2 separate regions of the Homo sapiens genome follow, and region 1 is linked to region 2. A link is an interaction called in ENCODE POLR2A ChIA-PET data of the cell type or tissue named here. Cell type or tissue: K562. All regions are shown on one strand. Each heading gives the region's core, and the rest is flanking DNA. Links, peaks and the distances in the headings are about the cores only. Region 1 has its middle 31 kb from the start of TRMO. Region 2 overlaps PTCSC2 (papillary thyroid carcinoma susceptibility candidate 2).

Region 1 (15,594 bases), core at 6,908-10,907, 120 kb before region 2:
AGGGAAGTATCACAAAGTGCTCCTCCCTAAAGGATTCAGTTACCCCACAAAACATCTTCCCCCTCTCATCTGGGTTTCTTTTCTGGGGTTACACGTGCAGTACCGTGAACCACCTTCACTGCCCGGGCAGGCAGTCACCAGCTCACGGGTTTTTTTTAGTACGCTTTCTCTTCTACTTTCTTTCCTAATCCTAGCCCTGGTATTGCAGGAAAATCTCTGCATTTCATTTATGAGAAAATAGGCCGGGTGCGGTGGCTCATGCCTGTAATCCCAGCACTTTGGGAGGCCGAGGCGGGCGGATCACGAGGTCGGGAGATCGAGACCATCCTGGCTAACGTGGTGAAACCCCGTCTCTACTAAAAATAAAAAAATTAGCCGGGTGTGGTGACAGGCGCCTGTAGTCCCAGCTACTTGGGAGGCTGAGGCAGGAGAATGGCGTGAACCTGGGAGGCGGAGCTTGCAGTGAGCCGAGATGGCACCACTGCACTCCAGCCTGGCTGACAGAGCGAGTCTCCATCTAAAAAAAAAAAAAAAAAAAAGTATATATATATATGAAAATGCAATTATAATCATGGTGTGAGGTTATTGAAGCAAGCCCTACCTCCGTGATGGAGAAGGGGCAAGTCATAAGTTTTAAAGCTCAATTAAATATATAATAGGGATGTTTATATTGTAAAAAATAAGTTTCCTGGTGGGGCACGGCAGCTCATGCTTGTAATCCTAGCACTTTGGGCTGCTGAGGGTGGCAGATCGTTTGAGGCCAGGAGTTTGGGAACAGTCTGGGTAACGTGAAAAGCCCGTCTCTAAAACAAAATTTTTTTTGGTATACAAGTATATATACAAATGTATATATATATGAACACAAAATTAAAAAACGGGGTGTAGTGGCTCATGCCTGTGGTCCCAGCTACTCAGTGGGGTGGGGGGCTGAGGTAGGAGGATCACCTGAGCCCAGGAAGTCAAGGCTACAGTGAGCCGAGATCATGGCACAGCACTTCAGCCTGGGCGACAAAGACCCTATCTCAGACAAAAACAAAAAATTGAGTTTCCTGATCTAGGTAAGTCATAAAATGACTCTCCAGCATTTACCCTATTCTTATCCTTTCTGCTCCTTCTCTGCCTTTGTAGGTTCCAGCAGATGCAATTCACAGAAGGTTCAAGGTTTAGGCCAGTGCACGTGGCTGTGAACAGCAAATGGAGGAAGAGCCTTTTCAATGCCCGCAGTGCAAAAACTCAGTGATATACTCTCTGTTTTTCAGTGGAGGGGGGCACTTGGCATATGAGCTTACACCACAAGAATCACATTTGTGTTAATGTGTGTTTATGTTGTGTTGACAAAAAGTGTAGGAAGCCAAGCGTGCTGGTGTGTGCCTATGGTCCCAGTTACTCAGGAGGCTGAGGCAGAAGGATTGCTTGAGCCCAGGAGTTCAAGGCTGCAAGGAGTTCAAAGCTATGATCATGCCACTGTCCTCCAGTCTGGGCAACAGAGCAAGACCCCACATCTAAAAAAAATTTAAAAAAAATTTTTTAAAGTAGGATTAGCAGTAATACAATGTTATCTTCTGCCTCGTAGATAGCTTGAAAATTCTGAGATTCTTTGCTAATATATCTAACTCTTCATCCAATTCAAGATATAAAAAACATTTTTAAATTCCATGTTAACTTTTGTTTTAAAAAGTTATCCACGTGCTAAACACTGAAAAACTACATAATTCTTCATATTAGTATAGACTTTACAATGCAATTTAAAATATATTATCTTATTTGGCATCTCAGTAATATTATGGATTAATTGTGCTTCTGGGAGCTAAGCTGTGGGCCTAACCACCACTTAGAAGAGGGGTCAGCAAATGATAGTCCAAAGGCCAAATCTGGCCCACAGCCTGTTTTGGCACTACCTGAGATCTAAGATTGGTCTTTACATTTTTAAAGGATTGTAAACAAAACAAAACAAAACAAAAAACCCAGAGAAGAAGACATGACAGAGATTGGTGGGTAAAGCTGAACATACTCACAATCTGGCCCTTTACAGAAAAACCCCTGATCCCACTCCTTGATTTAGAACATTATTTCTCTGAAACTCGTTGTGAGTTCCAGAAAGGTTATTTACAGAAAGGTTATATTGAGTTCCAGAAAGGTTATTACATACAGAAAGGTTACATTTTTGGGATATCACATGCTTCTAAGTCAGAGACTGTTTTTATTTTTAAAGGATTTATTTAGCCATGTGAGAAAATGTATGAATAGGATATAAATGGCAAGTATGTATTATAATATCCCATTCATATATGTAAAATGAGGAGGTTATACAACCCATGTTTGCACATCTGTGGAAAATTTCTAGAAGCATAAACAAAAATATGCTAACAGTGGTTACCTTGGGGTGGGTTCTCTGGGGACTCACTGCAGAAGGGGACTTTTTGCTTTATTCTCTTCAGTACCTTATGAATTTTCTGTCTAATCACAAGCATGCATTATTTTTATATGTGGAACATGAGGAAAGTAAAATGTCTAGAACTCAAACTGGAATGGATTGGATATGTTAGTGCATCTTAATAAATAAGTTAGGCCAGGCACAGTGGCTCACACCTGTAATCCCAGCACTTTGGGAGGCTGAGGCAGGTGGATCACTTGAGATCAGGAGTTTGAGACCAGCCCGGCCAACATGGTGAAACCCTATCTCTACTAAAAATACAAAAAATAGCCAAGCATGGTGGCACATGCCTATAATCCCAGCTACTCGGGTTGCTGAGGCAGGATAATTGCTTGAACCTGGGAAGCGGAGTTTGCAGCGAGCTGAGATCGCGCACTGCACTCCAGCCTGGGCGACAGAGCGAGACTCCATCTCAATAAATAAGTAAATAAATAAATAAATAAGAAAGACATATATATTTAAATAGATAACTATATATCCTCCCTCTGTTCCATTTACTAAATATGGTTAGAGGCATTTTTACTTTTTCCTAGAGCATAACATATGGATCACAATACCAAAAACCACCCAGGTCATACATTGGCTGTGGAGCTGAGCCAATTTGGAACAGGCAAACTGGCTAAGCCTGGGCAGCTTTGTCCCTGAGGGTGCACTGACGTTTTCTGTTCTTCCAGAGACAGGTTTATGGATAAGGCGCTGTGCCTCCAGGCAGAAGACAGACGCCCATGTGGATGATGTTGCTGGCAGGGCTGAGCCACCAGAGAGCTCCTTGACCCAATGCTTGCCAAAACTGTGTGGTTCATCCAATCTGGAGTCTCTGCCTGCAGATCACTCACTCATCAGCTCCACCCACTGGTTCACTGTCTACTTGCATGTAGTGAGCTAGGCTATGAGTGGTAGGAATTGCTCTTCCTACCACTGGACCTTGCCGCTGTCAGAATGGGAAGTCTGAGCTCAGTCACTTGAGTCAACAGTAAAGGAGAGGCTTGGAGTCCAAGATTGGCTGTGCCCCTCTGGATAAGGTGGCTGTACTGATGCAGAGGTGGGCAGACCTAGGAGAAAGGCCAGGCTGGGATGTTGGCAGGTGATGGAGCAGAGCCTGGGCTAGGGGTGCAGTAGGGTTGTCAACAGACTTGGGAGTTTAGGCTCTGCTGGGATTAGGGGAGGAGTTGAGATACGAGAGAACTGACAGAACCAAGGCAGGATCTGAGTCCAAGAGGGTATAGGCAGGTTATCCAGGGCGCTCAGGGACCTCAAGGCAGGGACCTCCTCATCATACTGGAGCTGGAGATTTGTATTTCTTAGTTCTTTGCCTAATATCTGATCTTTGCCAAGATACAAGGTCACATATGAAAATGCCTTCAAAAATATAGTAAGATGACATAAATAATGCTTAAAACTAATGGGCCAAGGGAAAGCAAGTGGTGTTAAATGGGAGGCTGAGACAGGGGATGGCTTTGAAAACTGAACTGACTTTGGAACCTCTGTCCACAGAAGGTGAGTCATAATTTGTGGTCTAAACCTAACTGGAAAGAATTGTTAGGTTAAAAAAAAAAATCAGTGTTCCCCAGAGGACTTTAATAGGATCCAGCATCTTACAGCATAATACAGTCATGTACCATATAACAATGTTTTGGTCAAAAATGGGCTGCATATACAACAGTGGTCCCTCGAGATCATGATATCATAGTTTTACTGTTTCTTTTCTCTGTTTAGATATATTTAGGTACACAAATGCCACTGTGTTACAATTGCATGCAGCATTCAGTACAGTAACATGCTATACAGGTTTGTAGCCTAACAGCAATAAGATATACCATGTAGCCTAGATGCATAGTACGCTATACCATCGGTTTTGTGTAAGTACACTCTATGATGTTTGCACAATGACAAAAGTGTTTGATGAGGCATTTCTCAGAATGTATGTCTGTCATTAAATGACATATGATCGTATTCAAAATGTCTAAGCTATAATCCAAAATCACTCAAAAAAGTACTAGGAAAATTTAAACTATTATCAATGGAAAAGACAACCAATAGATGCCAATCCTGAGACAACTCAGATGTTGGAATTATCAAAGACTTTAAAGCAGTTGTTACAGCTATACTATAAGAACTAGAGGTGAACACTCCTGAAATGAATGGAAAGATGAAGTTCTCAGGAGAGAAATAGAAACTACAAAAGAAGAACCCAATGGAATTTTAGAACTAAACACTACAATATCTAAAATAAAAATTCATTTTAATGGGCTCAATATCAAAGTGAAAGTGACAGAGAAAAGAATTAGTGAGTCAGTGAACTTGCAATAGGTAAATTGAAATTATCCAATCTGAAGAACATAGAGGAAAAACACTTAAAAAATGAACAGAGCATCAAGAATTTATGGGACAATATTAAAGGTCATGCACACCATTGTATTCCTGAAGGAGAGGTGAAAAAGATTGATTGCAAAAATAAAAATTGATGACATAATGGCTAAACACTCCCCAAATTTGGTGAAAAATACATAGATTTAAGAAACTCAGCAAGGCCAGGCACACGCCTGTAGTCCCAGCACTTTGGAGAACAAGGGTGGTGGATCACTTGAGCCCAGGAGTTTGAGACGAGTCTGGCCAACATAGGGAGATCCTGGTGTCTTAAAAAAAAAAAAAAAAAAGTTAGCCAGGCCTGGTGGCATGTCTCAGCTACTTGGGAGGCTGAGGTGAAAGGATTACTTGAGCCTGGGAGGTTGAGACTGCAGTGAGCCGTGATTGCACCACTGCACTACAGCCTGGGTGAAAGAGCAAGGCCCTGTCTCAAGAAAAAAGAAAAAGAAGAAACTCAACAAATCTGAAATATGATAAATTCAAAGAAAACAATGTCCAGACACATTATTATTAATCTACTGGAAATGAGAGGAAATGAAAAGTATTTTGAAAGCATCCAGAGAAACATTACAAAACAGAAATTAAATGTTTTATTGTAGCAGAACTCAATGAAATTGAAAACGGAACAACAGAGGAATATTAGTGAAATGAAAAGCTGGTTATTTAAAAGGATTAATAAAACTGATAAACTTCTAGCCAGATTGGCCAAGGAAAAAAAGAGAGAAGACAGATTACTAACATCAGGAATGAAAAAGATGACATTACTACAGACCTTACAGATATTAAAAAGATATTAAGGGAATACTACACACAACTCTATGCTCATAGATTGAATATCTTAGATGAAATAGACCAATTCCTTGAAAGACACAAACTATTAAAACTCACTCAATAAGGGAATGGAGTAGCTAGGCTATTTGAGGCAAGGGGCACGTCATTGGGAAACCTGAGGCTGGCTTGGCAGTTTTAACTCCAATTTGAGCCTCAACTCATCTTTAAGGCTTAGACATTCCGGATCTTGGGCACCAGCACTGTTGGTGATGGGGGGCATTTCTTCGTCACTGGAGCCCTTGACCACTCAGATGGCCATTTAGCTTCTGGATATCTCCTGGCTCACTGGCTTTCAGGACATCTTCTGGGTGTGGCTTAGGAGTTGGAGTCTCCTTAGACTTCCTATCTCCTTGACATCTTTGGCTCTTGAAGGAATCCCTAAATCTCCAACATCTTTTTCCTAAAGTGAAATCTCTGAGAAGATGCTGTCCCCTGTGCTGAGCCCCTTCAGACCCTCTACCCTCTGTCCTCTGCCTCTAGGTACTGCTCTTCTATGGCCAGAGTTTGCTGGGACATCACTCTCATCCATTGGGTATGTCCTGCCATTGTCTGACTTGAAGTGACTTTGGACTGCCTCTCTTGTCCCCCTAACAGTCTCACTCTGACACAATTTGTCCCTGAAGATGGTAAAAGGAGCTTAAAAGTTTGCCTGCTTTCCTTCTTGGACTCACGGTCCTCTGTGACCAAACTCAGGGACTTTTGGACTTCCTGCTTATAGCTGAGGAAGCAGGGAAGGAATCTCTGGGGTGAGGACTGAATTTTTTTGTGATCCTCTTGTCTCCTGGCTTCAGCTTATCTAACGGTTTCTTTCAAGGATCTAAAGAACCTCCGCTTAGCCATCATGGAAACATGGGGTGCTGAGGGAGAAAGGTGGACCTGGGAAGGAGCCATGATTGGGCCTCTGTCACCTTAAGTTTTATGGATTCAACAACTTTGAGAGGTAAGCTATACCTCTACCTCTGTCACACTCAAAACCATACCACCTGGGCTTCTAGTGCCTATGTAGCACTTGAATCAAGAAAGGAAAGCTTCCAAGAGGTATTCAGGCAGTATTCTGATTCATTGAGGGTGCCAAGGTTTCAGTTTCTAGAAAGATACAGGACTTCCCAGGAGGGGGCAATATATAGTTGGCAACAGTCATGAACCATGGCCATGGTCTCCAGCCTGGGACATTCGCCCAGCTTCTTGTCCAAGTGAATGTTTAGGGTGTTTTCCGATGGCTCTGGTCTAGGTTCTCTCTTGGACCCCTGGATAAGTCATTCCCTGAGTGACACTTCAAGCCATTTCTTGTCTCCTTCTAAAAGTCAGACCCTAGGCTCCTCATGGGGTAGCTTTTTAAGCACCAGAATAGATTTTTTTTTCTTTTTATCCTTCCTCAAGTTGGGCTCCATACTCTGCCTGTCATTCCCTACTGCAACTTTGCTGGGCCTCTCGTAGGAAGCTTCCGGGCACTTTGATGCCATCTTGCTTAGATCTTTCCTTGCTGCTTTGACCCTTACCACAGAGGACTGTACGGGTCCACGCTTGCCCTTTGGATGAGAATTTGTTCTCAGGCTGTATCTGTGCCAGGTGGGGCTGGTGTTGGATGAGGCTCTTTCAATGGTGGTGCCCCTCTTGCCCCCAGATCCTGCTGCTGACGGGACATTCTCCAGCAAGGATGGAGATGGGTGCTCTGGTCTGAGAGGCCACGCTATCCTGAGGAATGTTGACAGCTGAAGGATTCAAGGTTTCCTGAGATCTTTGGACCAAAAAAAAGTAAATGCCACAAATATTCTAGTTGCTTTTGCAATCAGTGCCAATTCAGTCATTGAATTTCCCTTGGGATGAGAGACTGTACGTCTTTCTGGGCTCTAGGGAAAGATACCCCACAGGCCCTAATCTGGGGTGAGAGTTAGAATGGGGGAGAGGATTGAAGGTGGGCCTGAGGTGGGGCTGGGATTGGGACGGGGCGGGGGATGCAATGCAGATTCTTTGGCCTAAATTAGGCTGGAGGCCCTTAGGAGAGCAGTGAGTAAGACAAATGGAAAATCTACTGGGGATCAACTACCAGACACCAGGACTGTAGCCTCCAGGAACTCGCTGTGCAGAGGGCAGACCCCAGAAAAGCTGGCTCCATTCCTGTTGCAAATGGTTCTGCCAGGTTTTGGGATCTGGGAGCTGCTGAGGACTGTCCAGACTGACTTGTCTTCAGTATTTCACAAGGGTTGGGAGCCTGTGTTGTTTTGCATGTCAGCAAGACATTGACTGTAAATTAGACCCAGAAGATTTCAGTTTATTTTTCCCATTGTTTGGGAAAAATCCCTCCTGCATTTCTCTCCTCCCTAACCTGGAAATGCACTCTCTTTGTGACTTGTATCTCTAGAGCTCCTGGATATCAGGGCTGAGGAAGACAAGCTACCATCTTAATACCTGCTGGCAGAGTTCCCTAGAGACAGGCCTCTGAGGAAGGGGGGGCCCAGGCAGAGGAGCTGTGGAAGTTAAAGGGGACCCAGAAGGAGGAGCATCTTCCCCAACCCCCATAAACAGCAGAAGTTCAGCTTGTATGGTCAATCAACCTTGACCCTCCCAGCAGGAGTCATCTTGCTACAAGCTGCCCTCATCAGGAAGCCTGCCCAGATGGCTGCAAAAGTCAGGAGATACAAGCTTCAGCCAGAAGCAGAATGGGAGCTGGGCATGATGGCTCACACCTTTAATCTCAGCACTTTGGGAGGCCAAGGCAGAAGGATTGCTTGAGGTCAGGAGTTTGAGACCAGCCTGGCAAACATGGTGACCCTGTCACTACAAAAAATACAAAAATTAGCTAGGTGTGGTGGCAGGTGTCTGTAATCCCAGCTACTCAGGGGGCTGAGGTAGGAGAATTGCTTGAACCCAGGAGGTAAAGGGTTGCAGTGAGGTGAGACTGCATCACTGCACTCCAGCCTGGGTGACAGAGCAAGACTCTAAAACAAAAAAACAAAAACAAAACAGAATGGGGATAGATAGAAGGCCCAGCAGGCCTGGTGGGAGTTGCATTCTCCCACACCATGGGCATTGTGGAACTTCCCTTATTCCTCATGCTGGGGCTTTCTTTCACATTCCCTTCCTATGGGATTCCCCTCCCATGCCAACCTCAGCAGCACTAGGGCCCTGGAGTCACACAGGCCATGCTAGGAAAAGGGGTACAGCAAAGGTGAAGAGATTAATCAATACGTGCTTTTCCAAAGAGCAAGCAAGTACAGTATCAACATGAGCTCCTTTCTGGCAATCTCTCCTAGCTGGGAAACCAGGGGACTTGGTCACACGTGGTGAAGGTAGGAGTGAAGGGATCATAGAGAAGCCTGGGGAAGGTCCTGGGACACTAGACTCTGACAGCCCCAGCCTCTGGTACACAGGGTGGAGTGGTCAGTGACAACAGTCCACAGGCTCAAGTATGTCACCACGTGTTATACTTGAAAGTGCTTTCTTACACGTTATCCCGTATGATCTACATACCTGTGTTGTGGGGGATACAGGCCAAGTGTATCTCAAGGAGGAATCTGAGCCTCCAGGAAGTTAAATATTTGTCCAAAATCTGAATCTCAAAGGTTTGCCTCCAGCTACTCTTCCCACTGCACCTCACAGCGCCATCTAGTGGGTGAGACCCATGGGCCGGCTCCATCATTCTTTCATTTCAGGGGATGGACAGAGCAGGCAATCTCCTAAGCACTCCAGATTCGGATTCCTTTTTATGAGTGTCCCTGCTGGGGGCTTTATCTTCTGAGAGTAATGGGCTCTAGAAGCTGACACAGCCTCAGAGGCTGTGGACCGGGGTCCTCATGGGAAAGGAGAGATTAAGTTTAGACCTTGAGAGTTCTGGGCTGAACAGGCAGAACCTTCTACTATTGACTGAATGTTTATATCCCCCTAGTTCATGTGTTGAAATCCTAATCCCCGGTCCAACAGTATTAGGAAGCGAGGCTTTTGGGAGGTGAGTAGATTGTGGGGGAGGAGCCTTCATGAGTGGAATTAGTGGCCTAATAAAAGAGACCCCTGAGAACCCCATTGTCTGTTTTACCATGTGAGGACATAGTGGGCGTCACCGGATACTGAATCTGCCAGTGCCCTGATTTTGGCATTTGCACCCTTCAGCAGTGTGAGAGATCAATTTAAGCCACCTAGTCTATGGGCCTATGGTATTCTGTTATTGCAGCCCAAACGGACTAAGACACTAACCTGGAAATGCACCCTCTTTGCTGCTCCTCTTTTCTCTGCATTGATGCTGAAAGACAAGAAAGGAAGGAGGGCTGAGGTCCAATGCTGTCTCTCCTCTCTAGGCAGACTATACTCATGGATAGTCTTTCTCCGCTGCAGGAGTGGAGCTCTATGTTACTTCCTTTTTATTCATTTGTAATGTGGGTAAAAGTGTTTTTCTATTTTCTTCTTTTGAAAACCTTAGAAAAGGGTTATCTGTGTATTCCTCTCGAGGAAGGGGACAAAATCTCTAATAGGGTTTGCTCCATGAGATGGGATTCAGCTCCACAAGGACAGCACTAGGGCTCCAGCCTCCGACTGGAACCTTTCAGAGGCTCAGCATTACTATCCAGATCAGCCCTAAAATGGAGGAAAGGCTTGGCCAGCACACCTAAATGGAGGGGACTGACAAACAGGGCGAAGACTCTGCTCCCCTTCGGTTATTCTGAACTCTTAATAATCCAGTCCCTGGCTGGGAATTTTTCCTGAACCCCTCTACCACATCCAGGTAGATGGTCTGTGAGTATTGGATAGAAGCCCTAGTCTCAACCGTAACCCCTCCATGTCCATAAAGATGATGCCCTCTTTTTTCCTGAGAGTTCCCATCTCAGTTGTCTCTCTGGGCTAACATAATAATTCATTTAGACAAGTGGGAAGAGAGACAAAAAAAAAAAGATTCAATCTCTGCTGGAGTCTGGCCTTCGGTTTCTGTAGGGTGGGACGGGAAGGACAGACTGCCAGCTTAACTCATAGTTTCCCCCACCCCGACTATTTAGTCCAGAAGACCCTTAACCCTCCAGCTCCTTCTAAATCTCCCCACCCTTCTCTGGGCCTTCCTGTTCTCCAACTCCATCTTATCATCATGTCAGATATATCCCTTGTGCTACTTCCTATTTCTCCCACCTAGAACCTAGACATTAATTGGGTCCATTACCCCTTGAGATCTCAGCTTGACACCCCCTCAATTCCACAGCTTTTGAAAGTCTTGCTCATTTCCAGGAATTTACCCTGGAGACTTCCATTCCAGCTTCCCTTCATGATGTGTTTTTGCCTTGCATGCAGGCCAGGTGCAGTGGCTCACCCCTGTAATCCCAGCAGTTTGGGAGGCCGAGGTGAGCAGATCACTTGAGGTCAGGAGTTAGAGACTAGCCTGGCCAACATGGTGAAACCCTGTCTCTACTAAAAATACAAAAATTAGCCAGGCCTGGTGGCATATGCCTGTAACCCCAGCTACTCAGGAGGCTGGGGCATGAGAATCACTTGAACCCAAGAGGTGAAGGTTGCAGTGAGCTGAGATCACACCACTGCACTCCAGCCTGAGTGACAGAGCAAGACTCCATTTCAGAAACAAACAATTCATCCCTGCATCCTTCAATACTCCCTGGAGAATCCCCTTTCACAAAAAAAGAATGACTTTTCTAAAGACAGTGTAAGAGTGACAAGAGGGAAGGAGGCCCATAGCACACACCATGACAAACAACTTAAAAATTCCCTCTTATTAATTCCTTTTCTCCCAAAGTCTTTTGTGCTGCTGTGCCCCTAAGGGCTCTCACCTTCTGTCCTTCATTCAGGTGGTGCCCCACCCTGCTTGCTGCTCACTCCCCTCTCCCAGGTCCCTCCCCTCCCCTCAGCATTATGATTCTTCTCCTTTTTGTACAGAACAGTTCGCCTCTCCCAAAACTCTGCCCTAACCTGCACACCACCCTGATTTGGGAGTTCTCACAGCAGTTATGACTATAATGCACAATATTCTATACAAACCTAATTATTCCTTTCGTCATTCCTTTCATAGGTAGTATAGGAGCAAACCATTGTGTTACCTGGTGGTTACTTTAGAACACCCAAATGTTGTTTAGATATGAAAACATCTTAACAATTTTGTTGTTTTGAATATGAAACCTGGATTTGGGAAAGGCAAAAATCAAGAAAAGATGATTAGAGGATGGCCCGACGTAGTGACTCACGCCTGTAATCGCAGCACTTTGGGAGTCCGAGGCAGTCAGACCACTTGAGGTCAGGAGCTCAAGACCAGCCTAGCCAACGTGGAGAAACCCCACCTCTAGTAAAAACACTAAAAATTAGCCGGGTGTGGTGGTGCATGCCTGTAATCCCAGCTATTTTGGGGGGCTGAGGCAGGAGGATTGCTTGAACCCGGGAAGTGCAGGTTGTGGGGAGCCGAGATCGTGCCACTGCACTCCAGCCTGGGCAACAGAGCAAGTCCCTCTCTCTCTCTCTATGTATATATATATGCGTGTGTGTGTGTGTGTGTAGTTAGAGGAGACAAGATACCAGCATACTTTGGAAATATTATAGGTTCGATTCCAAACCACTGTAATAAAGCAAATATTTCAATAAAGCAAATCAAATAAATTTTTTGGTTTCCCAGTGCACATAAAAGTTGATGTGCAATAGCATTATGTCTAAAAAAAACTATAATTTAAAATGCTTTATTAAAAATGTTCAAAAGAATAAATCTGACCTACTATTTGATAGCAAAATAGGGTGACTATATAGTTAATAATAGCTGTACATTTTAAAATAACTTAGAGTGTAATTGGTTTGTTTGCAATTCAATGGGTAAATGCTTGAGGGGATGGATACCCCTTCTTCACAATGTGCTTATTTCATGTTGCATGCCCGTATCAAAATATCTCATGTAGCCCATAAATATGTACACCTACTATGTATCCACAAAAGTAAAAAATACTTCATTGCTAAAAAATGCTGGCACAGATACATGAAGTGAGCATATGCTGTTGAAAAATGGGCACTGATAGACTTGCTTGATGCAGGGTTGCCACAAACCTCCAATTTGTAAAAAATGAAATACCTGGCCGGGCGCGGTGGCTCACGCCTGTAATCCCAGCACTTTGGGAGGCCGAGGCGGGTGGATCATGAGGTCAGGAGATCGAGACCATCCTGGCTAACAAGGTGAAACCCCGTCTCTACTAAAAATACAAAAAATTAGCCGGGCGCGGTGGCGGGCGCCTGTAGTCCCAGCTACTCAGGAGGCTGAGGCAGGAGAATGGCGTGAACCCAGGAAGCGGAGCTTGCAGTGAGCCGAGATTGCGCCACTGCAGTCCGCAGTCCGGCCTGGGCGACAGAGTGAGACTCCGTCTCAAAAAAAAAAAAAAAAAATGAAATACCTGCAAAGCACAATAGAGTGAAGTTCAATAAAGCAAGGTTTACCTGTGTAAACCATAAGTATTTAAAGACAAGGCAGGTGACATTGTAACACATGGCAATAAGGAACAAATTTTTTTTTTTTTTTGAGGCAGGGTCTAGCCCTGTCACCCAGGCTGGAGTGTAGCGACACAATCTCAGCTCACTGCAACTTTCGCTTCCTGGGCTCAAGTGATTCTCCCACCTTAGCCTCCTGAGTAGCTGGGACTGCAGGCATGCACCACCATGCCTGGCTAATTTTTGTATTTTTTTTTTTTTTTGGTAGAGACAAGGGCTCCTTATATTGCCCAGCTGGTCTTGAACTTCTGGGCTCAAGCAATCCTCCCCACCCACGTGCTGAGCCACTGTGCCCAGCCTAGGAGCAATGATTATTAGGAACTTAACTAAGTATGGTAGAAAGCACCAAGAGTTAAAAAAATATTTTGGTGACACAAAAGAAACTTTACTAATGTGGGCATAAAATATTCGAGTAATTTTACATAAGCATTACATAATGATGTATAATAAAGGATTTACTGATATCCTTTTATACCTAGATATATGCTGTTATATAAAAATACAAATGACTACTAAATCTAAAGCTTATGTCTATCGCTTTGAAACACAAAGTATCAGTATATTAAATAAAACAAGATATGTGTATATTTACTAGCTGAATAAACTGAAACAACTTTTAAAAATAAACATTAATCATATCCATTATATTGCATACATGTTTGTATTTATCTATAATTATTATTCTTAGAATAGTCAACCAATTACAGTAATTATCATCTTTAACCCAAGTACAGTCATAACCTAAGTATGTTTATGTCAGTAATGGGCTGCAATATATGGTGGTGGTCCCATGAGATTATAATGGAGCTGAAAAATTCCTATCGCCTAGCAAGATCCAGCCGTCGTATCATCATAGCACAATGCACTACTCATGTGTTTGGGGTGATGCTGGTATAAACAAACCTAATGCACTGCCAGTCTTATAAAAGTATAGCATATACACGATGTATAGTACATAATACTTGATAATAAATGACTATGGGCTGGGTACAATGGCTCATGTCTGTAATCCCAGCACTTCAAAAGGCTGAGATGGGGTATGGCTTGAGTTTGAAACCAGCCTGGGCAACATGGTGAAAACTCATCTGTACATTTCTATAAGAAATACAAAAATTAGCCAGTCATGGTGATGTGTGCCTGTAGTCCCAGGTACTCGGGAGGCTGAGGTGGGAGGATGGCTTGAGCCTGGGAGGTGGAGGTTGCAGTGAGCCGAGATCCCACCACTGCACTCCAGCCTGGGCAACAGAGCCAGACTCTGTTTCAACTTAAAAAATAACAACAACAATAACAAACAACTATGTTACTGATTTATGTATTTATTATACCATACTTTTAATCATTATTTTAGAGCATACTCTTTCTACTTATGTAAAAAGAAGTAAAATAGCCTCAGGTAGATCCTCCAGGAGGCGTTCTAGAAGAAGGCATTGTTATCATAGGAGAGGACAGCTCCGTGTGTGTTATTGTCCCTGAAAACCTTCCAGTGGAACAAAATATGGAGGTGAAAGACAATGATATGGATGACATGGTGAAACCCCGTCTTTACTAAAAATACAAAAATTAGCTGGGCATGGTGGCACATGCCTGTAATCCCAGCTACTTGGGAGGCTGAGGCAGGAGAATTGCTTGAGCCCGGGAGGCAGAGGTTGCAGTGAGCCGAACTTGTGCCACTGCACTCCAGCCTGGCTGACAGAGCGAGACTCTGTCTCAAAAAAAAAAAAAAAAAAAATTGAGATATAATTCACATACTATAAAATTCACCGTTTTAGTACACTTTGATGGCTTAATTATTTTTTTAAGAAATGGGGTCTCACTCTGTTGCCCAAGCTGGGGTGCAGTAGTGCAATCATAGCTTACTGCAGCCTTGAAATCCTGGGCTCAAGCAATCCTACCACCTAAGCTTCCCAAGTAGCTGCGACTATAGGTGTGTACCACCACACTGACTAATGTTTAAAAATTGTAGAGACAGGATCTCACTATGTTGCTCAGGCTAGTCTTGAACTCTTGGCTTCAAGCGATCCTCCCACCTAGGCCTCCCAAAGCGCAGAGATTATAGGTGTGAGCCACTGTGCCTGGCCTAAAGTGTACAATTAGGTGTTTTTTAGGATAGTTTCAGAGTTCTACAATCATCACCACTATCTAATTCCAGAACATTTCATAATTCCTTGAGGAAATCCTGTGTAACCATTATCAGTCACTTCTTATTTCACCCTCCCCCTAAGTCCCTAATAACTACTAATCTTTCTTTCTCTGTGGATTTGGCTATTTTGGATATTTCGTATAAATGGAATTAGATTATATGTGGCCTTTCGTGTCTGGTTCCTTTCACTTAACCTAATGTTTTCAATTTTTTTTCATGTTGTAATATGTATCAGTACTTCATTCCTTTTTATGGCTAAATGATATTCCGTCATATAAATATACCACATTTCGTTTATGCATTTATCAGTTGATGGACATTTAGGCTGTTTTCACTTTTTGGCTGTTATGATTAATGCTGCTATGAACATTCA
Region 2 (15,594 bases), core at 7,386-11,385:
AATTGAATTCTAGGTCAAAAATAATTTTCCTTCAGAATTTTGGAGGCAATGTTCCATCATCTTCTCACTTCCAGTGTTACTTTCTGAGAAGTCTTCAATCACTATAATTGCTGACCATTTTTGTACGTGACCTGGTTTTGCTGTTTGGAACCTCATAGAATCTTTTCTTTATCACCAGTATTCTTGTACTTTGCAGTAATTGTTTTGTGGAGCTTTTTGTTTGTTTGTTTGTTTTTTAATCTATGGACCTGATTCTCAAGGATTCTTTCATTCTGGAGACTTATGCCCTTGGGTTCTGGAGAAATCAATCTCTTTTTAAAGAAAATAATTTTTCACCTTCTTTTTTTCACTGTCTGGAAGTACTATTAGTCAAATTTACTGAATTCGTCCTTATTTTTCTTACATTTTCTCCACTATTTTCATCTCTTTGCCATTTGTTTTCTATTTTCGGACAGACTGCCTTGTTGATAAGAGGATAAGTGCAGTCTTTCAGATACATTTTCTTTTATTATTTTGGAAATCAAAACATTTAACACTACTCAACTTTTTGCTACTTTTCCTTTTCTCTGCGAGTTGTTCTCAAAGATTACAGGGAGTACTTTCGATATTGCAGCTACAACTTTCACACACCGAGATGGAATTCATTGACTTGGAGACACACTTATTGCTTTACTAAAATGTAAATGCCTATAATAATAATAGGTACTGTATTTTGAACACTTGCTATGTGCCAACCCTGTTCTAAGTGTTTCACATGGCTTAATGTATTTAATCCTTAAAACAATTCTGTGGGTTGGGTGCTTTTATTATCCCCACCTTCCAGATAAGGAAGCTAAGGTCCAGAGAGGTTAACAGCTGGTAAATTGCAGAAGCAGAATTTGAACGCAGATGGCAAGACTCCAGAGCCTGTGTCCTTAACCACCGTACTATGTTGTCTCTCGGAACTTGTTCATCACCTAAAAATTCATTTTTAGGAGGTACTTTTTAATTAGGATCTGAGTAGAGGGAGTAACTAGCATCCCATGATTATAGCAGTTCTGGGATGTTACTACTTAACCATTTCATGGCCAGTAAAACCAGTTTAATAGGCACAGTCTTGGTCTTTTAAGCCAATAGTTCTCAGACTTTTGGATTGACCAATATTTCAAGTAAAAATAGGGGAAATCTGCATGGAATGTCCATTTTTTTTGTTTTCCAAGTCAGGCCAAACAAAGAAACTTATAAACTTCAAAAGCTAAGATCTGCCACCATTTTCCAAAAGAAGGACATTTTAATAGCCCCCAATAAAATAATTAGGAAAGACACACACTTGACTAAAGGCCAATCAGTTCTTTCCAATAACAGTCCTCCGATTATCTTATACTGACTTTTCTACTGTGACTTTTCTACTTTTCTACTTTTCAACTGATGCTTGGAAGCCATAACTCTATACTTTTTCAGGAAACAATAATAAGCCCTTGAATTTGTGGTATTAGAAAGGATGTTCACCTAGCCATGAAAACCAGACATTGCTGGAAGTTATTATGTTTTGGTAACAGGTTAGGAAATGGAAGCCCAGACAGGGAAAATGACCTGTCTAAAGTCTCATGGCAAGCACCCTGAGGAGTGGAGTCTTTTAACACAGACCCAATAATTTCCCAGCTACAGTTGGGTCTGGAAACTTTCCTTTGAGTCCATATCAGTCAATGGCAGAATGTGCTCTAAAGATAAGGGGCTCCTGGGACATTAGTTATTTTAAATACACTGGAATAAGTCACTTCTGTGCAAAGTAGGGCTCAGCAACTGGCATGACGCACTGAGGTTGGCAGCCATCCCAAGCCTCAGTGTGAAAGGCGAGAATGTCTCCACACCCTATAATCCCAGCAATAGGGTCTCTATCGTTTAAGATTCCTAAACAGTATTACACATAACCCTCTAGGGGCTTAAACTTGACACACAGAAAGGTAAGCAGGGGCAGGTAGGTAATCTCCTCACATGTCCTGTTGCACCTCCCTAGCTGGTAGAGAGCAGTGTCACCTTAATCCCCACCAGGCAGATCTCTTCTTGCTCCTGTTGGGAACCAGGAGACAAGAAGTGAGAAATGACCCCAGGCCTGAAGCCAAATCATTCTCAATTTTTTGAAAGTGAGCTCTGCAATATAGAACAGGAGCTGTGTTCTGAAAACACCAGAGCAATCCCTGCACGATTAGGGCTGTGGTGAGGACCCCTTTGACACGTGATCCAAGGGGTTGATGGAGACTGACTCCTAAGTCTTCTGCAGGTAGGATGCCTATGTTTCCACTGTTTGTACCCAAAACAAGGCAGGGGGATTTGTCTCCCTACACGCTTAGGAGCAGCACTGCCAGAGAAGGGACATGAAAGTCTCCACCTTCTCCCAGAACAACACTAGGAGTGACTCAACTGAGCAGCTCTGAGAATGGGCAGACTGGCTGCTGTGCAGACTCACATCCCGGAACATTCTGCTGCAGGTGTGTGGAGCCTGGGGGAGGGGCAAGGAGCCTGGTTAGAAAGAGAAACAGGGAAGTGACACAGGTTCCCACCATACTTCCCTGATTCTGGGGTCCATCGTTTCATTTGGGCCAGGTGGTGGAGACTACAGGGCTCTGGAGTTAGGAGAAATCTTGGTGATGTCTCATTTGAGACAGAAGGCTTAGCAGTTGAGGGCCTTGCACACCTGGCAGGTAAGTGCCGGAGCTGCTAATGGCAATAGCAATAATTGGGTGCTTACTATATGCTAAGTGTGGAACAAAATGTCTGTGCCCATTAGTTCACTTAATAATTCCAACAATTTAATAATTCCAACAGTTAATAATTCCAACTGCAGTAATTTGCCAAAGCCGTGGGGCTAGCAAAAGGCAGGAGTAGGACTTGAACCCAGCCTGGTCTGCTGCCAGGGCCTGTGCTTGGGGACTCCAGTGAGATGCCAGGTCGGACAACACTGTGGATGGAAATTGGAATACTGCATTTCCCTCTGTTCCAGTGTTCATACTATGTTTTAAAGAAAAACACTCATTAAAAAAAATTTGAGGGTTGTGGTGGTGCGGAAGTCAGGAGGTCTTGTGCCCAGTCTCCTGCCTAACTTGCTATGTGACTTGGGGTAAGCATCTTCCTTCCCCTCTCTGAGCCTCAGTTTTGTCATCTTGGGGCCTTGTGATGAAAGTGCATTGTGTGCTACAAAGCAGGGTTGGTCACAGAGTGAGGACATGTGTTGTGGACATGCTTCTGTGCAGCCCTCAGTGGCAAAAGGGAGAAAGGCCACCAGAGGAGATTCCAGGTGATGGCTCAGGGCCTGGCCTCCCAAGAGGCTGGGCCGCTTCTAGCCCACCAGCTGGGCCGACACAAAACCTCAGCTTTTGTTTGACTTGGCTTCTTGTGCCTTGTTTAGTCTGCAGAGCAGGGAGCTTATCCTCTGCCTTTGTCACAGGCCATTAGTACACACACCATCCCTGGGGGCTTACAGCTGGCTGCTTCTCTAGGAATTCAGGGAGGGCCATGGAAGAAGCTCAGCTCTTAGAAGCCATCGCCCCAACCCCCATCAGAACAGCCTCAGCTGAGAACCGATGGAGCTCTGCACTCCTTGTCTGCACTTTTGGCTGTGTGACCTTGGGCCAGTCTCTCTCCATCTCTGGGCCTAGGTCCACACATCTGTGCATAGACAGAGCAGGCCCAGGTGCCCTCAGAGGGACCTCAACTTCATGAGGATCAGAAGCACCTTCCTGTGTGGTTCCTCCCCTTTGAGGCCTCCCTCGCTTCTCTGCTGCTCCTCCCCCAATCTTGAAGCAATTTGTAGTGTCTGTTGGGTTTTCACTGATCCCAACTCTGCCTAGAGCCTGGGACCAATCCCTCTGTCAGTTCTTCTCTCCTTCAACCTCCTGCTTGTAAATTGGGGCTAATAATACCTGATAACTCACTTTGCTGCTACAGGGATTAACTAATTAGTGGTTATTAAGGGATAGAGGAATGCAGTACTCTGCTCCCATTAAGATGACTTTCCTCCTCCAACTTCCTGCTACTGTGTGCGCAATCTCAGTGTTAGTCAGAAAACCCTGAAAGTCCGGACTTCCAGGACCTCCATGATACAGATAAAGAAACTGAGGCTGAGGAGCAGGAAGGAGTAGCCTGTGACCATGCAGCGTCTTGTAGCAGAGAGGGGACCAGAACTCAGGGCACTGGGCTTCTGTCTAGTCTTCCTCCATCATCCCCAGTGGAAGTGGTCCAGGGTGATCCTTGGGCTAGGAGGGAAGATTTATGGAAAGGCTCTCACACCCAGTGCCTGGCTCACAGGGGATCCACAGTTTGATTTTCGGGGAACAAAATTTGGCATCAGCCAGACCCAGGTGCCAGTCCTGGCATCTTGGCTTACTGGGTGACTTTGTACATGTTACCTGCTTCCTGCTTAACTGTCAGTTTGTTCACCTGTAAGTGAGGATAATGACACCTTCCTCAAAGGTTGCTGTGAGGACTGGCCCCACACAGTATTTGGAAAACAGTAGGCATCATGTTGTTCTGATTATATTGTTGTTCTTGTGGATTGCCGTGCTGGACAGAGCTCTCCCTGCCCAGGAGCAGAGCTTCCCTGAGGGCTCCTGTGGGCTACACCTTGGCTGGGGGCTTCCAGGTGCAGCACCTCACTTCATCCTCACCCCAGTCAGCCCATTTGACAGAGTTGCACATGGAGGCTCAGACAGAGTTACTAGCCCATTTGACAGAGTTGCACATGGAGGCTCAGAAGGGAAAATAACTTGCCTGAAGCCATGCTTTCATTAGCAGTGAGATGGCAGCATTTTCAGTCTTTTTCTTTCTATCTCCTCACTCTCTTTCACCCTTTATTTCCTGTCCATTGCCCTTTCTCTTTACTGTAGAGAAGTTTGAGTGATGCCCAGTTCATTACAAGCCATGCCCCCTCAGGCTTCTCACACCCCTCCCTCATATAGCCCATCTGCACCCACCTCAGGTTTCAGGCATTTGCTGGAAGGTGCGTGGGGGTGCAGGAAGACACTGTGTCTGACCAGGCTCAGTGTGTGTGTGTAGGGGGGACAAGACTATGACATGCACCAGCCTCAGCCCTGGGTATGATCTCTCTGTAATAATATTGATGACAATGTTGGTGTTAGCTTCCATGGCTGAGCACTGAGCCAGCATTCATTGTCTCCTTACTGCAACATGTGGGCTCCATACTACTAGCTCCCTGCTACTGGCTCCATTTTAAACATGAAGAAATGGAGGCTGAGAGAGGTGAAGTGACTTGCCCAAAGTCACATAGTCGGTAAACGGTTACAATTTAAACCCAAGTCTTTTGCCCCTGTGGTCTGTGCCCATAATCAGATTCTGTATACCTCTGAACTCCTCCACCTTCCTTGGGGCCTGGAGTCTTGGGACTGACACAGGTTCAAACCTGGGTTGTTTCTGGTCACATCCATCCTTCAGATTCCTGCAGTTGTCCCCTCAACCCAGAGTGACAGCCATGTATACATAGGCAGTCTAATGGGAATAATAATGCAGAGTTATTGAAGATGGAATACAAGCAGAGCACTCATTAAGGTGCCTGGCACATGGTGAACACACAGTGTATGGCAGTAGTTGTTATTATAGACATGACGTTGGCCTCCTGTGGAAATGTGGGGGTCCATGTGCTCAGGGGAAAGGGAAGTAGAGGAAGTCAGGCTAGCAGGACAGAGCATCCCGTCCCTGGTGACCTGTTAAGGCTGCAGCCAGAAGAAAAATAAAACTTAGGGGCATGGTCGTTGTCTCTGAGGGGCTACCCTGGGGCAGAAGGAACAGATGTGGTCTGTGGGGGCCACAGAGGACAAAGCCAGTGGGGAGGAGTTGCGGGAGGGAGGATGATTTTTAAATACTCAAAGAAGGAAAGGGTCGGCTTGAGTGGTGTTGAATTCCCCAAACTGGAGGTGAGCGAGCAGATGCTGGAAGTGGGCCGGCATCTGTGTCGCAGAAGGCATTTGAATGGCTGCATGGCATGATTACTGAGGTCTCAGACAGGAGTGTTACAAGACGGCTGATTTTGACCCTGACTGAGCAAGTGTTTTCTGGCAGAGCTGTCTAAAGATGCATCTCGCTGCTTCAGGGAATGGTAGTGAGGCTCGTGTCTTGGGGAGTGTTTAGGCAGAAGCTGGATAGTCACTGGACAGGGACGTTGTTGAAGGCATTAGTATATCAGATAGCAGGCTGGATTAGATGACCCCTTAGTGAGAGGTGACACGGCACTGGAGAAAAAGAGGGGGCCTGAGTCTGAAGTCTGATCCAGGCTCTGACATTTGCCTGTTGGGAAATCTTGGGCAAGTCACAACCTCTCTGAGTTCTGATTTCCTCACCTGTAAAATGAAAATCATAATTCCTTCCCTCCTTGCTGTCTAGGATTGTAGCGAAGGGTTGGAGATACGCAAACTGTAAAAAGGCTTTGTGAACTCTGAAGCTGCTGTGAATGACTCGTTTGACTCACTTGACCCTGTTGGGGGACAGGAAGAGTGGCTTTTGGATCTTAATCCAAAAAAACACAATCCCAAACACCATCATCCTGAAAGCTGAATTCTGGAGGTGGGATTAGTGGGGGTTTCGGTTGCACACAGAGCAGTTACATTATGTTAGTTGCATCACGTTAGGCGGAACTATTACCTTGCTGTTGTCTTTATTTGCATCTGGTGGAAAATTCAGATGAGTTGTTTGGCCAAGCAATATTGCAGTTATGAAAACTTCTGTTTAAGAATGTTTCCTTGGCCTGCATTGACATTCCTTCTAGCTGATGACATTCCAGGAGCTTTTAATGAATTAAAGCCACATTTGCCTGAAGAAGCTGGTGACGTTATTGACTAGTTTGAAAACAATTATTTTCGTGGTAGGATAAGGAGACAGCCAATGGTGTTACAATGTGTTACTGTTTGATCGCCATTATCGTTTCCACCAAATTTGTGGTCTGTATATGCACGCTTGTGGAATGCATTTTGGAGTACTCAAAACAACACAGAAGCAGGGCTCAAAAGATTGGAAAATTTAATAGGAAATGCTAATGTCAGTGTGTATTGTATCATAGAAGGATTTCAAAAAGAGCAGTGCCACATAGAAAATGAATGTGAATGTATTTTCCAAGGAGATCTGTGTCCAAAAAAATAATAAGCAGCTATTTATCATGATGCAAGACTTCAAAACATAGTTAATAATCATGAAAATCAGCTAGCTCTTATGGACTATCTCTGTGCAATTGCCCATAATCTATCCCTATAATACACTTTTCAATATGTCAAATTTTCTTTTTAGTTTTTAAATCTTTTGGGGTTTTCCCCCTACTATTTAAAATTGTCAGTATTATTTTTTACAATTCACTACCCTTCATATCTCATCTTTGCATCATTTCCAATACTTGTAGTATAAATTGTATAGAGGCTTTCAGAGTTCTAATTTGTTTTATGCAGCTTTTACAAATTTGACTCCATGAAAGTACAGCATCACAATGTTGGCTTGTGTGTAAGCATTGTACATGTATGTAAAAACATTGAAGCTTCCTCAGTAAAGGAAAATATGTCCTTTTTTGTACATCTGCATTTGTAAAAATAACATTTCTTGAGATCTTGGCCCTTTGGGTGACTGCATATTTGGTGGTGACGCACCATGGTTTTTTATTGATGTCATCAAAAGACTTAGGATGTTCATCATGGTATTTCAGATGACTGCCGTTATAAATCTGGGTGCCTACAACTACTAACTATGGTGGTATGCATTTATACATTTCCATTTGTAACCTATTTCTTTATGAATATAGTACATCTGCTCATAACTGTCATACTTGTATAACTGTTGTTAGTACACTTGAGTATTTATGCTTGCAAAAATATGTATGATATTATTGCCTATTTTATTGTGTAAAGTGGCCTATGTGTTTTTGTGTTTCTCAAATAAATCTTCTTTTAAAGATGTAAATAAATATCTTTTCAAGAATTTTTAAATTATTTTTTCCAGAATTGTGTTTTTGGGATTTTGATCCTTCAGGATTTTTCAATATTTGGGATTATGGTGTTCAAGGTTGTCTCTTCCGGGATTATGATCTGCTCCTGGAAAGGGGTGTGGAGAAAGATGGGTGGAAAGGAAGGAGAGAGAGGAGGAAGGAGGCTGTGTCTGGCCTAGTGCTGGGTGCTGGGTTGGAAAAGAATGGTGTTTGTAGCAGATGGTCTGCCCCTCTTAGTTCTGCAGCCATAGTTTGAGTTTCTAGAAAAGGACTTTCTACAATGATGGAAATGTTCTATGTTTGTGTTGTCCAATCAGTAGCCAGTAGCTACATAGGGTTATTGAGGCCTTTGAGGCTAGTGTGACTGAGGAACTAAATTTTAACTTTTATTTAGTTAGTTTAATTTTTTTTTTTTTTTTTTTTTTTTGTGAGACAGAGTCTCCCTCTGTTGCCCAGGCTGGAGTGCAGTGGCGCAATCTCGACTCACTGCAACCTCCGCCTCCCAGCTTCAAGCAATTCTCCTGCCTCAGCCTCCTGAGTAGCTGGGGCTACAGGCACATGCTACCATGACTAGCTAATTTTTGTATTTTTAGTAAAGATGGGGTTTCACCATATTGGTCAGGCTGGTCTCGAACTCCTGACCTCAGGTGATGCACCCGCCTTGGCCTTCCAAAATGCTGGGATTACAGACGTGAGCCACTGCACCTGGCCCAATTAGTTTAAATTTAAATAGCCACATGTGGCTGGTGGCTACCATACTGGACAACTCAGCTCTAGAAGAAGTGACAGGAGCCTCTCTTCTTTCCACCTTTCCTATCCTCCTTTCTTAGCAGGTGTTGTTGACTTATGCTGTGCTGGACACTGTGGAGGCCACCAAGATGAACAAGATATGGTCCCAGCTCCCGAGAGCCCCCAGCTCATTGTGTGAGAGGGACAGATAAGCATGTGGATAGAAACTACAACCCAAAGGGAGGCGTGCAGCCCTCCAGCTGTGTGGGAGCAGAAGGAGGAAGCTATTCACTCAGTTGGGACTGCGAAGGCTGTACTGTGAAGGATGAGTTAGGAGGCCTGGGTGGGAGAAAGCCTTTTTGAAGAGGGAAGAGCAGAGCCAAAGCTTGAAGGCAAGAAACAGCATAGAGTGTTTGGAGAATTCAGACTGAGGTGAGGCTGGGGAAACCAAATCCCACACTCTGTTCCCATCACCAAGCAATGACTGGTGAGCTGACGGAGCGAAGAGCTTCAAGGTCAGTCCTAGTGAGGGTCCTGTTCACCCAACCTGCCTTGCACCATTCAGGACATGTAAAGGGTATGGCACTGGGGGCCCCTCCCTCCACCTCCAACTCACAGAGTCTTGTCTCCCTGCCTTTCCTGCACAGAAGGCCTCAGGGCCCCAAGATCCTCCTTTGGCAAAATCCCCAAGAGTCTCCCTCTGACAACACACCCTTCTTTTCTTCACCCTTCTGACCGAAAACTTAGTCCTGACTCATGCCTTGGCATTCCTGGGCTGGGGTGTCTGCTGATTTTACTGGTGCTGGGCTGACAGCTGGACTGACTTCCTGCATTCAGCACCACCTCACTTTAGTCCATCCCATGACAGCAGTCCAGAGAACCTTTCTCAAAGTGACTAGGACAAATGTCGACACCTGAAGGTTGATTCTGGACATTGTGTGTGGATGTCTTATGATCACCATTCTCTTGCAGAGACTAGGGGGAGAAAACTTCCTGCCTGAGAACTTGATGTGGCCCAAGTTTAAGGAAAGCTTTGGCCAAGGTAATCATTGGACGTAGTGCAGTGCACATCGTGGGCTACCTGCCAGTGCCGTTTTCCTTTTGTTCCTTCCTAACAGAACCCGAGTGTGATTGAGGTAACCCCATCATACACTTACAGACACAGCCAGCTACCCCTGGGGGTCTCTGACCCCACCCCCAACTTCAGAGGAGTGCTTGATTGGTCTAGGGAAAATCCCATTTCACTTGCCAGTGTCTCTATCTCAACTCACTGATTGAGGAAAGCCATGAGATCTGATTTTGGCCAATGAAACACAGGAAATATCTGCTGAGGACTTTGGGGAAGTTTTCCTTGCCTTATCCCTGGGAGGCAGACATAGTAAGAAACGGTTCCCCTACTTCCTCAGATTGACATCATGTGGAAGATTCCATACAGATGTGATGTTCGAAATTGATGTGTCCTTGTTTCTAGGCAGAGTAAGGAGCTTGGAAGAACCTGAAGACACCATTGAATCCCTGAATCAACCTACCCTGAAGCCCATCCCAACTCCACACTTTCTGTTTTGTGACATAATACATTTCTGTTATTTGAGGCTGGATGCTTCTTTTTTTTTTTTTTTTTTTTTTTTTTGAAACAGAGTTTCACTCTTGTGGTCCAGGCTAGAGTGCAAAGGAGCAATCTTGGCTCAGTGCAATCTCCACCTCCCAGGTTCAAGCGATTCTCCTGCCTCAGCCTCCCAAGTAGCTGAGATTACAGGCACATGCCACCACGCCAGGCTAATTTTTGTGTTTTTAGTAGAGATGAGGTTTTACCATGTTTGCCAGGCTGGTCTTGAACTCCTGACCTCAGGTGATCTGCCCGCCTCGGCCTCCCAAAGTGCTGGGATTACAGGCGTGAGCCACCGTGCCCGGCTGGCTGAATGCCTCTTAACCAATACAGGGAGATGAGGTGCACTGGTTGGGACTCTTACCATTTTAAGTGATAGAAACACAATTCCAACTGGTGTGAGCAAAAAGGGGCACGTATAAGATGGATATCCATGTGGGCGGGAGAATCTGTGCAGATTATGTGCATTTGTAAAAATGTCTTCTAGTAGTCTAGAGTCTACACTGGCTTTGAGAATTATTGTTTAGCTTTGAAAGTGTGTGTGTGTTCCAAATATTACCATTTGGGAGGTGGTGGGGAGAACCAGTGGCATTTTCATTTCATTTTGGTGAAGACACATAGAAGAGGACTGTCTTTTGAGTGCCCAAGCTCACCTCATGTGTTTCTGCTGAGGCCCTGCGTGACTATTCTAGACTTGGTCTTTGAGAAATTCCTGCTAGGTGTATTTTGTATGATGGATTTCCCTGACTTTGAGTTAGTCTCATTCCTGTGAGGACTCACCTGGTGAAGGACTGGCAAAGGGATTTTTCTCACAGAGAAGGAAAAGGAAAGTGGTCTTCAAGACAAGAAACATGAGAAAACCACTCATGGAGGGTTTATATTTCTTTGTTTTTGTCCCTTGGAAGAGTTATATTTGGAATCCGGTTTTATGGCTGCAATTTTCTGATGTTCTCTGATCTTTAGTGGAGGCTGATAGACCTATACAGCCTGGCAGGTGGGTTGTGGGGTGTTGAGCACGGGCCGGGGGCGGGGGCTGGGTTTTTCAACAGCTCCTTCATGGTGAGGCCCTGCAGTGCTGACTATATCACACAGCCGATGACCAGGGCAAAGCAAATGGAAGCCCAACGTGGAGCTGGGAGTGGTGGGCAATTGGGACCCTTTGAAATCCATTCCTCAGCCTTGAATAGGCCTCCAAATATCTCCCGTTTGGGCCTCAATGCCAGGTTAGGGTGGAACTCGATGAGAGTGGCCCAAGATCTAAGAACATATACTCCCCACTCAGTGACTCCCCTGCCCTCTTGGGTCCTTCCTAAGCTACCCCCTGGGGATGGGGCCCCACTTCCCCTGTGAGGTCAGAGCTGGGGCCCGAGGTGCCTGCAGACTGGGGTGTCTGTCCTCTGCAAGGAGTAGCGATGCCTATTACCTCCTCCTGTGTGTTGGGAGGCTTAGGGACTTAGTGCAGCTGTTGAGAAATAAAGCTATTTAAGTGGTGAGCTTTATATTTTGATCCACAAGCCTGTCTGTTTCCAAAATTCCCTTGTAGACACCATCAAGCAAAGCCTGGCAGGTTTTGTTGTTGCTTTTTTCTTTCCTCCAAAAGCCTGCTAAAATTGCTTGGTTAGCTATGATAGGAGAAGCCATTTTCTTCTGTGTTGTTGGGTTCTGTTCTCCTCTCTCCACTGAAGCCACCAGCTTGGAAACTTCTGAGTGCAACGGGAAGGGACTGCTTCTTAATTTCCCTGCCTTAGCCTGGCATTTGGGGCTCTTTTTCAAGAACAGATCCTAATTGGCCTTCGCAGACTTAGCTCCAGCTACTCCTCAGAGTATACTCTTTTTTAAAAAAAATGAAACAATGGCAACTCTACTTTTAAAATCCAGGGACCCACAATTACCTCCTTTTTTCCCTCTCTATTTTATTCCCTCTGCCTAAAATGCCCTTTGTTCCCTTCCACATCCCAACTTTACCTCTACATGCCCAAAGTCTACCTAGTTTTAAAGCTCAGGGCAAATGCCACCTATAGCACAAAACCTTGCCACAGCCTTGGTTAGAAGTCACCAGAGGAACCGATAAGAGATCATAATCCCCGCCTCACAGTGTTGCTGAACAGAGTAGACACAGCAGGAAAAGTGCCTGGCACATGGTGGTAGTTTACTAACAGGGAGCTTCTCTCTTTCCCTTCTTTGGAGAGTGGTTTGCCCAAGAACATACTTGGCCATAACCCGTCGGAGCTCCCTCCACATTCTGCCTCTAAGGATCATGGGCCAATATGCCTCAGGCTAGCTGGGGATGCTTGCCTTTCTCTTCCTCTTGTGTGGTTTGAAGTCTCACACATTGGCCATTCTGCCCCTGAGTGCTCACCATTACTTTCCTTTACCACTCCCCTTCCCTGGGCTCTTGATAGAAATAAGGTGGCTGCTCCACCAGCTTTTCAAGTTCTGAGTGATCTCATCCAGCTTGGGAAGGGGATGAAGGTCTGAGAAGGTTTCTTGGAGGACTTTGATGGTGAAGCTGTATCAACTGGAGTGACTATTATTAAGCAAAGACAAGGAAAGCTTGAGGTCTGTCTGGGAAGGGGCAGGGCACTGAATGTGGCTGGGGTATTGAGTATGTGATGGAAATGGTGAGAGATGAGGCTGGGAGGTTAGGGTGGTGCCAGATCATGAGGGAACTGGAGATCTGACTTTGCCCTGAAACAAAGGGAGCCACTGAAGGTCTTGGTGCAAGGGAATGATGGTGTCCAAGGTGTGTTTTGGAAGAGTGCTCTGAGGTAGCTTGGAGGATGGGTTCGGGGAGGTGAGACTCGATGCAGGAGATCCAGGCAATAGTCGAAAGGCAGGGAAGAAGGGTCTAGAAAATACAGATTTTAGAAGGCTGGATGGATAGGGGCCTCCACCCCAAGAGCCTGGACTCCCCTTTGGACATCTCAGCTTCCCAGACTCACACAGGTGGGAAACAGGAAGGTGGGCTCTCTCTGTCCCTCTCTATTCTGGCCCCACCTTGGCCCCCAGTTACCTCCTTGGTAGCTCCATTACTGGTATCGTTAACCTCTTCTGTGCTGAACTCAACTTTCCCACTTCAAACTAATTTCATCTGAACTACTGCAATAGCCTCCTAACTGATCTCTCTGCCTCCCTTCTTACCCCAACCCTCTCATACCCACCCAGCAGCCAGGCGGGTCCTGTGAAAGTAGAAGTTAAATCATGCCGCCTCTTTGATCAAAATTCCCCAGTGTCGCTTCATCTTACCCCGAGGAAAAGCCAAGTCCTCACTGTGCCCTCTAGGCTCCACCTACCTGACCTCTGACCTCACTGCCCTCCCTGACCAATACCTCTCTGAGGTCACCCACTCCTGCTCCCTCACCCCAACCCCACACAGAGCCTCCATCCTTCTGCCTCAAGGTCTCGCACCTGATGTTCCTTCTGCCTGAAACACTCTTCCCTGTGGGTGCCTTTGGCTCCTTCCTCCCCACTTTCACGTCCTGTGCAGATGGCACCTTCTCTGAGAAGCCCTCATCGTGCATCCTATCAGTCATAGCTGCCTGGCCCTCCTCGCCTTTGGGAGCCTTCCTTCCTTTATTCTTTCCCTACACCTGTCACCTTCTGCTATAATGTGTGACTGTCTCATTTGTTATGTTTGTTTTCTGTCTCTCCACTAGAAAGTAACAGAATTATGTCTGTTTTCTGAGGTCTCCCCCAGTGTCCAGAACAGTGCCCAGAGCATAGTAGGCATTCAGTAAACATCTGTAGAATGAACGAATGATGAATGAATGAATGATTCCTGACTGCCCTCAAGTCCGAGCACCACTGAAAGCTCTCCCAAGTGCTTCACTGTCCTGGTCCCTGCCCAGTCCCTCCTTGTCCTATCCGCAGCTCTGCACTGACCTCAGCTCGTCTGGTCACTGTCAGCTCCCCTAGATCCTGCCCCTCCTCGTTCCTCAGCTGCCGACTGAACAGTCAGAGCGGGGATGAGGAAGCCATGAAGATGTAAAAGGAAGGGTATGCAAACCCTATGAGATCTGCTCTCAAGGACACCCGGGAGAGAGTCCAAACTCCTTGACATGTGTCACAGGGCTCCTGCCTCCCTCTGCTGCCAATCCATGTACCACTCCTCCCTGCAGCCTGTGCTATTGGTGTCTTTCTGTTTCTCGAATGGCGCATCTGTCCTGTTGTGTTCCTTGAGCCCTTTGGACTCCAGACTCCATGCTGTTCCCTCCTCCCTGAATTCTTGTCTGGCCAACTCCTAGCCAGCCTTCAGATTTTATCTAAATATCACTGTCTCTGGAAGACCTTGCTCAATTCCTAGATAAAGTTCACACTCCCATGGGGCCCTGTCTCTGCCCTTGTGTGAGAGTCATTATGCCTATAATTATTCTTCATTGCTTGTTCTCCCCACTGAGCTGTGAGTCCAGGAGGGAAGGCTTCAAGCCTGCTTACCTCTATATGCTCAGAGCCTGACACAATGCTTGTCAGAGAGAAAGGGTTCAAGAAGTCATTGCTGAATTAAAGAGTGAAGAGGATTTACCAGGGGCCATCCAAAAAGAAAGGAGAGGGAAAGGGAGAGGGAAAGGGAGAGAAAGAGGGAGAGGGAGAGAGAGAGGGGGAGGTAGACGGAGAGGTGGGGGGAGAGAGAGAGGAGAGTGAGAGCGAGGGAGAGAGAGAGAGTAAGAAAGAAATAAGGAAGAAAGTCCAGAAAGAACATAGGCTCTGGAATCCAAATGTCCTGGTTCCAATCCCAGCTCTGTCACTTACAAGCAGTGTGACCATGGGTAAGTCACCTCCCCTCTCTGAGCCTCAATTTCTCATCTCTAAAATATAGATAATAATAGAGCTGTACCAGGAGTGTTGGAAGAATGACATGCAACACTGGTCAGATGCTTGGTACCTGGGAAGATACTGAATAAATGGTGTCTATGTTACTGATGACACTATGAAACACTAGCAATCGTCTCTCCCTATTCAGCTTTGACTCCAAAGTATGTCCAGGCCAATTGTCTTATTTTCTTCTTAGAGTAGCTCTTTGAGAAAGAAGGGTAAGGATGGAAACTGAGGGTAGAGAGATTAAGCAACTTGACCAAGGTCACCTAGCATTGTTGGGCTATGCTGATTCTGGACCAGGCAGCAGGAATCTGGAATTCATCTTCCAGGGCGCTGCCATGCTCTGCTTTGCATTTTGGCTATGTGAGCCCAACTCTTACTAGATTCTGAAGAGCAAACATAGTGCCTGATTCACTACAGAATCCCCAGTTCCCAGTGCAGTCTGACAGAGGGCAAGTCCATGGGGAATGTTTGTCAAGTTGAGTAAGTA

Evidence for each region. ChIA-PET counts read pairs that join two places held together with the same protein. Peaks named below come from ENCODE experiments on the same cell type or tissue, not always from the same donor. Only the 100,000 strongest peaks of a DNase experiment are listed, where the experiment ranks them.
Region 1: POLR2A ChIA-PET joins it to region 2 with 5 read pairs; 2 of 35 experiments call an interaction of 5 or more read pairs at or near these places.

The regions. Positions count from the first base shown.
Region 1 is chr9:97,883,784-97,899,377 of GRCh38, reverse strand. It overlaps a transcript of TRMO not described here. Among named protein-coding and RNA genes, the nearest start is that of TRMO, 31 kb to the left of the region's middle. In K562, for the core only: a CTCF peak has its summit at 9,249 (motif pointing left); a DNase peak (open chromatin) is centred at 9,257; H3K27me3 peaks cover 710 bases.
Region 2 is chr9:97,760,132-97,775,725 of GRCh38, reverse strand. The region is part of intron 5 of PTCSC2 (papillary thyroid carcinoma susceptibility candidate 2); the gene reads left to right. Among named protein-coding and RNA genes, the nearest start is that of XPA, 71 kb to the right of the region's middle. RefSeq lists enhancers at 2,842-3,341, 3,342-3,843. In K562, for the core only: no CTCF peak of the experiment used is centred there; a DNase peak (open chromatin) is centred at 8,885; H3K27me3 peaks cover 54 bases.